Linked DNA regions of Homo sapiens: region 2 is linked to region 1. Evidence: read pairs that join two places in POLR2A ChIA-PET (ENCODE). Cell type or tissue: PC-9. All regions are shown on one strand. Links, peaks and the distances in the headings refer to the core of each region. The heading gives the core; the rest is flanking DNA. Region 1 overlaps OSBPL11 (oxysterol binding protein like 11). Region 2 holds the start of LOC124906278 (a long non-coding RNA gene).

Evidence for each region. Peaks named below come from ENCODE experiments on the same cell type or tissue, not always from the same donor. Only the 100,000 strongest peaks of a DNase experiment are listed, where the experiment ranks them.
Region 2: POLR2A ChIA-PET joins it to region 1 with 21 read pairs; 6 of 35 experiments call an interaction of 5 or more read pairs at or near these places.

The regions. Positions count from the first base shown.
Region 1 is chr3:125,586,629-125,592,011 of GRCh38, forward strand. The region is part of intron 1 of OSBPL11 (oxysterol binding protein like 11); the gene reads right to left. Among named protein-coding and RNA genes, the nearest start is that of OSBPL11, 6.2 kb to the right of the region's middle. In PC-9, for the core only: no CTCF peak of the experiment used is centred there; no DNase peak of the experiment used is centred there.
Region 2 is chr3:125,077,029-125,082,411 of GRCh38, forward strand. It overlaps LOC124906278 (a long non-coding RNA gene), which reads right to left and starts at 5,038. Exons shown (of 3, transcript XR_007096045.1): 1 at 1-5,038. In PC-9, for the core only: no CTCF peak of the experiment used is centred there; DNase peaks (open chromatin) are centred at 2,833 and 3,253; H3K27ac peaks cover 1,460 bases.

The sequences.
Region 1 (5,383 bases), core at 161-5,160:
CAGCCTCCCGAGTAGCTGGGAGTACAGGTGCGTGTGTGCCACCATGCCTGGCTACTTTTTCTATTTGTAGTAGAGACGGGGTTTCATCATGTTGGTCAGGCTGGTCTCGAACTCCTGACCTCGTGATCCGCCTGCCTCGGCTTCCCAAAGTGCTGGGATTATAGGCGTGAGCCACCGTGCCCGGCAATATACTTATTTCTCAACCTTTCTTTATCAGACTTAAGATAGATAAAAGTTTTTAAAATTAAGCTACCTTTTAAACAGTTTCAAATCCTTTCAACTCAAAACAATTACTCAATACCTACTAAAGCACAGCACTCTGAAAAACCATTGAAAAGCATAAGAAAATCAAAAAGGCAATAACTAATAACTCTCCATCTCAAATCTATAATCTAATCTAAGAGAAATATATCTCCTTGAAGAAAAAGGCAGTAACATGGGTTCCTGCTACTGGAAAAGACACACAATGGGACTACATTTGCAGCTGCCATACAAATAAAAAAGGCATTAAACAAATACAGAGGATTCAGTAGTGAGTGAGAAGGCTGAAATGACTAGATTTGATGACTGATTAGATGTGAAGTGAGACAGAAAGAATGAAAGTGAGAGAGAAAGGACAAGAGCAACACTCAGATTTCCAGCTGGAACAACTGGGTGGATAACTAATGCCTTCACTGAGATAGGGATCGCAGAGAAATTTTGGATTTGTTCCAACTTAAGATGTTAAATTTAATGAACCTGCAGGACTATACAGGGAGATATCCAGTAAGGCAGCATGATTAGGGCTTGGTAGTCATCAGCATATAAGCATATAACTGGTATTTGAAGTTACAGCAGTAAATAAGGTCACTCAGGAAGTATTACGAAATGGCAAGAGATGGGCAGGGTCTAAGAGAGATCTCTAAGGAAAAGTTTTAAGGGCAAGGGGAATACAGAGAAGAAATCAGGAACAACTGAGTAGTGGGAAGAAAACTAGGAGTATGGAAAGACAGAAACCAGAGAAAGTGTTTCAAGATAAGTCTGTGGTCAAGAATATTCAGTGGGCAGGTGCCTTCACTCACACCTGTAATCCCAGCACTTTGGGAGGATCACTTGAGCCAGGAGTTTGAGACCAGCCTGGGCATCACAGTGAGATCCTGTCTCTACAAAAAAAATTAAAAATTAGCCAGGCAGGGTGGCACACACCTGTAATCCCAGCTACTCAGGACACTGAGATGGGAGGATTGCTTGAGCCCAGGAAGTGGAGGCTGCAGGGAGCTGCAATCGTGCCATTGCACTCCAGCCTGGGAAACAGAGCAAGACTCTGTCTCAGGCCAGGCACAGTGGCTCATGCCTATAATCCCAGCACTTTGGGAGGCTGAGGTGGGTGGATCACTTGAGGTCAGGAGTTCAAAACCAGCCTAGCCAACATGGTAAAACCCTATCTCTACTAAAAATACAAAAATTAGCTGGGCGTGGTGGTGCATGCCTGTAGTCCCAGCTACTTGGGAGGCTGAGGCAGGAGAATTGCTTGAAACTGGGAGGCGGAGGTTTCACTGAGCCAAGATCCTGCCACTGTACTCCAGGCTGGGCGTCAGAGTAAGACCCTGTCTCAAAAAAAAAAAAAAAAAAAAAGAGAAGTTCAGTGCTACTGATAAAGTAAGATATGACAAAGACTGAGAAGACTCATTAGACTTAAAACCCAGAGATAACAGTTTAATGGAATGATGAGGGCAGTCAGCTGGAAGTAACATCAGAGGTTGACGATAATGTCAAGAGGTTCTCCAGCTTGTAGACAACTGAGCTATGGGATTTCTCAGGCTCCACAGTCATATGAGCCAATTCCTCATAATCTCTCTCTATATATATCTACCTATTGGTTCTATTTTCCTGGAAAAGCCAAATAGCGATACCTTAAGGTATTTAACTACAGGCAGGAATCCAAGTTGTAGTCAGTAAATATGAGGTACCAGGCAAGTCACATGTCAAAATCCATACTTTCAACTAGGCAAAAAGTATCCTCCCAAAAGGCTTAGCACTTTGGTCCATTCTCTGGATAAGAAATAGCATGAAGCGGGGAGTGGCTTGCTTAGCTGAGGAAAAGGCTAATGACATTAAGAGATATTCCTCGCAACAGCTAGTGTGTAGCCTGGGATATAATGTTTATTTGCTGAATGAATTAAGCAATGGGAAGAAAGAAACAGAATTTTTCTATGAAGCCATGAGGCAATTCTCAGTAACCTGCCCACCTCCTCCCCAAAAAATTCAACTCGCAGACTGTATACTCAAAATCGCAAACAAAATAAAGTCTAACTGTATTTTAATCTATGACAAAAAGTATAAAGTCAAGAGAGGGGTCCTCCCTCCTGCCAAGAGTCTTAAAAATGTTAGCACTCTTTGGCCCTAGAATTTCACTTTTAGGTATCCCATCTATGACAAATGATTAGAAATGTAGACAAAGCCGGGTGCGGTGGCTCACGCCTGTAATCCCAGTACTTTAAGAGGCCTAGGCAGGCAGATCGCCTGAGGTCAGGAGTTCGAAATCAGCCTGGCCAACATGGTGGAACCCCGTCTCTACCAAAAATATAAGAATTAGCCGGGTGGCACCTGCCTGTACCCAGCTACTCGGGAGACTGAGGCACAAGAATCGCTTGAACCCAGGAGGCAGAGGTTGTGGTGAGCCAAGATTGCACCATTGTGCTCTAGCCTGGGCAACAAGAGTGAAACTCCATCTCAAAAAAAAAAAAAAAAAACAAAACAGAAAAGATATGTAGTGCAAAAATGTAAGGAAACTAAGAAATCACAGCACATTATTAATAAACCAACTCTTGCTCCTCAAGACTTGGTATATTTTTAACTAGATTTTGGAATAATATTTTATAGTTTCCAGTTACATGCCTACAATTATCTTTCTCTTGTTTTTACCAGCATCTATAGCAGATGTCAGATACAGAAAACAAAAACTAGAGTGTAGAAATATGTATCAATTTTCCTTTAACCCCTGCAGAGGAAAAAAAAAAAAAAAGCAGACATTTATGACTTTTTCTTCAAATCAACTCAGAAGAAGAGGTAAAACCTCTAAGACCATGAACATTCATTTATATTTAGGCCAATCTCATTTTCCCATCCGCGAACAGGCACTTTTCCTTATAATAGTATTGACAGTGGAAGAAACCACAAAATTATTGTGGTCTGACCACAAAAATTATTTCTATACTACACATTTGCAGACTTTTACACATTTACTGAAAAGTATAGCTGTTTGCTAATGAGGAAAATAGATTTATCTGTTAATATGATTAGCCAGTGAGGAGCTCAAAATTTTAAAAAAAAGCAGGCCATCAAACACCCTGGTTTGTCTTTCAGTTCCTCTTTTGAATAGTTCTCTTCTGCCCATTTTAATAAGCAGGTGGCATATTTGCAGATTTGTGAATTTCTCTACAAGCTGACATGAAGAATACAAAAATAATGAAAACATGCATATTTTATAAAGTGTGAATATTCACTATGAAAAAGGAAGGAAAGACCCAGAACTGGGAAATCTATCTTCTCTGTAAATGGTAAAGAAAGCTCACATCATATGAATATAAATTACTCTGGAAACAAGAAAATACAAGGCTAATCTAATAAATTAAGTTCTTAAGTTTAATTTTTCAAAAGGGCCAGGCACGGTGGCTCACGCCTGTAATCCTAGTACTTCAGGAGGCCGAAGTGGGTGGATCACTTGAGGTCAGGAGTTTGAGACCAGCCTGGCCAACATGGTGAAACCTCATCTCTACTAAAAATACAAAAATCAGCCGGGTGTGGTGGCAAGTGCCTGTGGTCCCAGCTACTTGGGAAGCTGAGGCAGGAGAATCGCTTGGACTTGAACCTGGGAGGCAGAGGTTGCAGTGAGCTAAGATCTGCCACCGCACTCCAGCCTGCACAAGAGGACCAGACTCTGTCTCAAAAAAAAAATTTTTTTTTTCAAAAGGTCATCATGAGATTGTTTTGTAAATGCCACTGATGCCCTTCCTTTTCCTGATTATTTTGATGATCCTCCTAAAATAAGCCTTAGAATTCATTCTTTCGTTGTTTTGGGTGTGCACATTAATTTGGCATTAATAAAAGAGTGCTTCAGACATAGTAGAGACTCAAAAATATTTGCTACATAAGTTAGAACATGAGTAAACCATAAAACCAACCATGTACCAAACTAGTTATTATCAATAATTATTCATTCCTTTTAGAGAGTTTATCTACTTTTAATACCTCTATGTAAATATCTATCTAGAAATAAAAGTTCTCCCACTTACTAGCTATGTAACCTTAGCTACATGCAATATATAACTTCATGTACTATATTGCCTAAGTCTATATTGTCATTTAGACTTAGGTTTTCTTCAACTGCAAAACAGGAATAATAATGCTGTATCTTCCTCCAGAGTTGGGAGGATTAAATGTGATAACAGATGTGAAAACATTCTGGATAATGTAAAGACAATTATCTACATTTCCAATACTCCATATCTCTGAGGACTGGCTAGATAAGACACTTAAACATTCTGGCAACTTTAGCTGGACATACCTAAAACCAGATACATAATTTGACTCCCCAAGTCCGTTTTCCCCTCTAGTCTTTACAATCTTGAGTCTATTATATTAACTGCCTAGGCATTTTCTGGCATAAATCCCAATAATCCCCACCTGCTGGTATTCTCACACCCTTGTGTGGGACTTGTTTCTGAAGAACAGTGAAAAGTGATGTGAATTCACCTCAGTGCTTAGGTTACAAAAGACTGTTAACTTCTCTCCAGGTAGCACTCTCTAGTCCTCTTACCTCCTCATTCTCAAGAAACAAGCTGCCAAGTTGTAAGATGCTCTGTGAAGAAGCCCATGTGGCCAGTGAACAAAGGAGGTCTCTGGCCATCAGTTCATGAGGAACTGAGTTTTTTGTCCAATGGGCCAAAAGGAACTGAATTGCACCAAGAGTCTCATGAATCAGCTAGGAAATGAATCCTTCCCAGTTCAGTCTTAAGAAAGACTCAGAGCCAGAAGACCCAGCTAAGCTGCACTGAGATTCCTGACCCAAAGACACTATGAAATAATAAATGCTGCTAATATATTAAATTTGGGGGTAATTTGTAATGCAGTAGTAGATACACTATCTCACACTGTATTTCAAAATAAATTCCAGATAGATTAAAAAGTTAAATATGAGCCTGGGCAACATCGCAAGATCCTGCCTCTAGAAAAAAATTTTAAAATTAGCTGGGCATGGTGGTGTACACCTGTAGTCCCAGCTATTCCAGAAGCTGAATAGGAGGATCACTTGAGCCTAGCAGTTCAAGGCTGCAGTGAGCTATGATGGAGACACCACACTCAACCCTGGGAGACAGAGAGAGACCTTGTCTCAAAAAAAAAA
Region 2 (5,383 bases), core at 135-5,134, 510 kb before region 1:
GAAGGAAGGATGATGGAATCCTGGACCTCAAACTCCCACACTAATTTATAATTGTGCAGGATACCCCCTATTATATAGGTGAGAGGACTTGTTAGCATGACTCCTGGAGACAGCTGAGAAAATCACTGCTGTTCTGGTTCCTCACCTGAGTTTAAGAATGCTCTGGCATTGGGCTGTACTCATCCTTAAGGTCTGAGGTTGGTGGCTGGGGAGTCTGCTTATACCTGCATGGCCTGTGATCATATTTTTACATGATAGAGCTCTGAGACTGGTGAGGTGTACCTGACTCTGATGAGGTGGTTTCAGACACCCATCTACAAAGTTATGAGAACAGTTGCTCCAGCCATGGATGGATGGGTGGATGGATTGATGGATGGATGGCTGGGTAGGTCAATGGGTAGGTGTGTGGGCAGGTAGATGGATCATTGGATGGATCAATCTATAGACTGGTCTGAAGGGAGACCTTCATGGGCCCAGAAGGTCTGATACAACCTTCACTCATTCAGACATTATCACCTACAACTGTGGACTTCTTGGTAAAATTCAGGCCAGGAACCTGCCCCTCTCCCTATCTTAGAAAATGTTGCTGGTCTCACTGTCACATATACCGGCTGTACTGACATTTTGGGGGCATCCTTTAGATAAGAATGATCCAGTGACATGCATGTTTTGTCTGACAACCTGTACTTACCACTGACCTCTGTCAATATGCACGTTATTTATAATCCCTCTTAATGTGCCACCTCAGATCCTCTCTGCTCCACCTGTCTCTGGGGCAAGTCCACTTGTTCCATCTCAGCCGCCACTGGAACAACCAGTTCTGGTGGGCTGCAGCCAGTGTCTTCTTGCTGCAGCCTGCTAAGCACTCACGTCGTGCAGGTCACAATGGCAGGGTTGCTGGTGCCCACCCAGAGCTAACTTTTGGTTATGGGAAGCAGAAGCCAGTAGATGAATTCTGATCCCTTCCTACCCCTAGGGTTCCTGTGGTTTCTCAGCAGAGTCCTTTGAGGTGAAGCATCATTTGCATATGATACTAAGTTGTTGCTAGCCCTCCTCCCCTGCTTTACCCCTCTTTCCTCTCATCCTGCTTCTGTGGCTGCACTCTCCAATCAAGGGGTAGCTCATAAGCTTCCGCTTTCTGAGAAACCCAGGCTAAGACCTGGTGTTACTATTACTATTTTCACAATCTAGCTGGAGTGAAATACAAGATTTTTGGACCTCATTAGAAAGTCAGCCTGTGTAGCACCTGCCTCCTACACTAGACCGAGCCATTCATTTTGGCGACCCCAATGTGGAAAATAATGTTTGAATTCTTTATCATGCTCCATTCTTCTCTTATTCTTTTCCATAAAATCAATCACATTAGGAAGGTGCTCTTCCTGGATACTTGGATATTCTACTGCATTTGGTTTTTAACCTTGGTACCATCTTTTTCAAACTGCTGGTTTTCAAACTCAGTACTATCCTTTTCAGAGTGGTTACTTTCTTAAGTGTATGATTCAATGAGTTTAATAAGTGGATATAATCATAAAACCACCACCGAAATCAAGTTACAGAATAATTTCCCCAGCCAGGCGCAATGGCTCATGCTTGTAATCCCAGCACTTTGGAAGGCTGAGGCGGGAGGATCACTTGAGGTCATGAGTTCAAGACCAGCCTGGCCAACATGGCGAAACCCTGTCTCCACTAAAAACACAAAAATTAGCTGGGTTTGGTGGCACATACCTGTAATGCCAGCTACTTGGGAGGCTGAGGCAGGAGAATCACTTGAACCCGTGAGGCGGAGGTCGCAGTGAGCCGAGATCGCACCACTACACTCCAGCCTGGGTGACAGAGCGAGACTCCATTTCAAAAAAAAAAAAAAAGAAGAAGAAGAAGAATTTCCTCACCACAAAAAGTTGTGTCATGCCCTTGGCAATCGACCCCCTCCCAGACCCAGACCCAGCCTTCTGTCATTGTGCTACTGCCTTTCCTGGAGGTCAAACAAATAAAACTTCAAGTATTTCATCTTTTGTGCCTGGCTTCCTTTACTTACCCAGTGCTTTAAAATTCAGCTACATGGTTTCCTGTGTCATTACTTTAATACTCACTAGGATTCCATTGCGTGGATGCAACAGGATGTTGATCCATTCTTGTCAATAGAGAGTTGGGTCATTTCTACTTTCTGGTTATTTTACATAAAGCTACAATAACGTTGCTTGTTACCTCTGAACTTGACTGGAGCTGGACTCCCAGGCAGTCCTGGATAGAGATGAGCCTGGGGGCAGGAAAGGCCGGGACCTGAAGACAACTGGCAGCCACAGGACTAGAGCTCCACCTTCTTTTTGAAAAGATTTCTCTGGCTGCCACACAAAAATGATACCTTGGCCAGGGTGGCATCAACATGAAAGGGGATATATTTGGCACTACAGCAATTCCAGTTGCTCTTCCAGCCCTCAGCCTCCAGGTCCACTCAGTGACAATGAGCAAAAATAGACATATTAAGATTAGTCATGGCCGGGTGGGGTGGCTCATACCTGTAATCCCAGCACTTTGTGAGGCTGAGGCAGGAGGACTACTTGAGCCTAGAAATTCGAGACCAGCATGACAACATGGCAAAATCCCATCTTTACAAAAATTACAAAGATTAGCTGGGTACGCTGGTGCACTCCCAGCTACTTGGGAGGCTGAGGTGGGAGGATGGCTGGAGCCCAGGAGGTTGAGGCTGCAGTGAGCTGTGATTGCACCACTGTACTCCAGCCTGGGTGACAGAGTAAGATCATGTTTCAAAGGAAAAAAAAAAAAAGATTAGTCATAACAGCACAAAAGGAAAGGAGCAGACAAGATAAGGATCTGTCCACTCAAAAGTCAGGGCCGATTGCTGTGATTACCTTAAGCCCTCAGGACACAGATTTGAGGACTGACCCAGAGGTCTTCAAATGGAGAGAATCAAGCTTAGTCTTGATGGACACCATCAGAGATGTCACCTTTAAGCATTTATCAGAGTTACCAGTTTACATTTTTGTAATTTTTTTAGAAATGCTTGTTTCCTAGTAGAATATCATTCCACTTGTATCCTACAGTGAGTGACATCTGATTACTGGTTTCTAGACTTTTGAGACCAGTCTCCTAGGGAGGTGCTGGAGACAACCTCTTCTCAACACTGCTGAGGAGTGTGGGACAACCTCTGTAAACAAGAGACCTTATTCTTGCTGCTCCAGGAACTACTGGAGGCTGTCACGACAACTATGGTCCCTCAGGCTGAGCTCTAGGCCCAACATGTAGTCATGATATCTAGGCCACAAGACTTGGCCCACAGAGCTCTGTACTCTTTCCAGGAAGCTCTTGGGCAACAATGCAAATGAGACCATACCTGAATTTTGACCTATTCCTTACCATTCTGCTGTCCTTTCTGAAGCAAAGTCAGGACTCCCCACAAAAGCCTTCCCTTCTCTATTAAACTATCACCAGTAAATGACTGTGACAAAGCACCAACTGAAGCACACGCCTTGGGAGCACAGGTGGCTCCTGCACTTGGTGCTTAAGGCGAGCAGTGCCTGATACTGTTCTCAATCCATCCCATGCAATGAGCAGGAACCCCAGGATTGAAGTGGCTTAAACTCTTTGTCACACAATCCAGGGCAGTGTAAGGCAGGCAACTCCTGGGCTAGAAGAGTTGGAAACTCGATGAGTCTCATACAGGCATCATGTGTGGGGCCAACAATATCCATGAGAAAGGGCAACCATCTCTGGAAGCCCTGAGACCCCATCTCAGGTGCTCTTGGCCAAGGTTAGATCATGTCCTTACCTAATCCATCAATGGGGAGGCAATGAGGGCTCCCAAAGGGCTTAAACAGAGTGGTTACTTTTTTAGCTTGTTATGTAGAATTCAAAAAAGCAGATTCAGTAAAGGTTCTGTGATAGGCTGAAAAAGGGCCCCCCAAAAGACCCACGTCCTATTCCCTGGAACCTGTGAATGTTTCCTCTTTTGGCAAAGCGTTTGCAGATGTGATTAAAGTACAGCTCTTGAGATGTGGAGAGGATCCTGGATTATCTGGGTGGTCCCTGAATGCAATCACATGTATCCTTACAGAAAGGAGACAGAGGTAGACTTCATATACACAGAGGAGAGGGTGATGTAAAGATGGAACAGAGAGATTTGAAAATGTTGGCTTTAAAGATTTGGGTGATGTGATCACAAGCCACCAGAAGCTGGAAGAGGCAGGGAATAAATCCCTCGTGGAGCCTCTGAAGGGAGCTCGGCCCTGCTGACACCTTGAATTAACCTAAGTGTTACTGATTTCAGATGTCTGGCCTCCAGAACTGTGAAAGAATACATTTCTGTTGTTTTTAAGCCATCCGATTTATGTAATTTGGTATAGTAGCCACAGGAAACTAGAACAGCTTCTTCTTAAAAAGCGCCTGGGTAATATACCAAAAAAATTAGCCAGGCGTGGTGGTGTGTACCTGTAGTCTCAGCTACTTAGGAAGCTGAAGTGAGAGGATCACTTGAACCTAGGAGGTGGAGGCTGCAGTGAGCTATGATCATGCCACTGCACTCCGGTTTGGATGACAGAGTGAGACCCTGTCTCAAAAATAAATAAAAAGGTCCTCCAAGGTCACCCAACTTAGCCCTTCATAGCTACAACCTTTTTCAGCATTTCTCCTTCCTACATGCCTACTGCCAACTCAGACTCTGCTTTCTAATGATGCTCAGAAATCTGGTATTTAACTAAAGCCAGATTGTGAGAACAGTAATAATAAATGAAACCTCATCTTCCAGGAGAGAACATTAGGATCTAGCTGACCCTTCATCCTGACCTTCCCAGCCCTCACCCACACTAAGCCCCTTCCATTCAACAGCTCAGCATTTCTCAAAATGCGGTCCAAGGACTGCCTGCATTGAATCACCTGAGGCACTTGTTAAAGATGTAAAGTCTAGGACTCCATCTCAGACTTGCCAAATAAAAAGTTTAGGGGTGAGATGCAGAAATCTGCACTTTTTTTTTTTTGAGACAGAGTTTCACTCTTGTTGCCCAGGCTGGAGTGCAGTGGTGTGACCTCGGCTCACTGCAACCTCTGCCTCCCAGATTCAAGCGATTCTCCTGCCTCAACCTCCCAAGTAGCTGGGATTACAGGTGCCCGCCATCACATCCAGCTAATTTTTTGTATTTTTAGTAGAGACGGGGTTTCATCATGTTGGCCAGGCAGGTCTCGAACTCCTGACCTCAAGTGATCCACCCGTCTCAGCCTCCCAAAGTGCTGGGATTACCGGCGTGAACCACCAAGCCCAGCCTGAAATCTGCACTTTTGACAAGCATCCCAGGTGATTGTTAGCCCACTGATTCATGAGAACCTCCACTATAGAAGAAGGAGCCAGAAGTGATCCAACAGTACTTTCCTC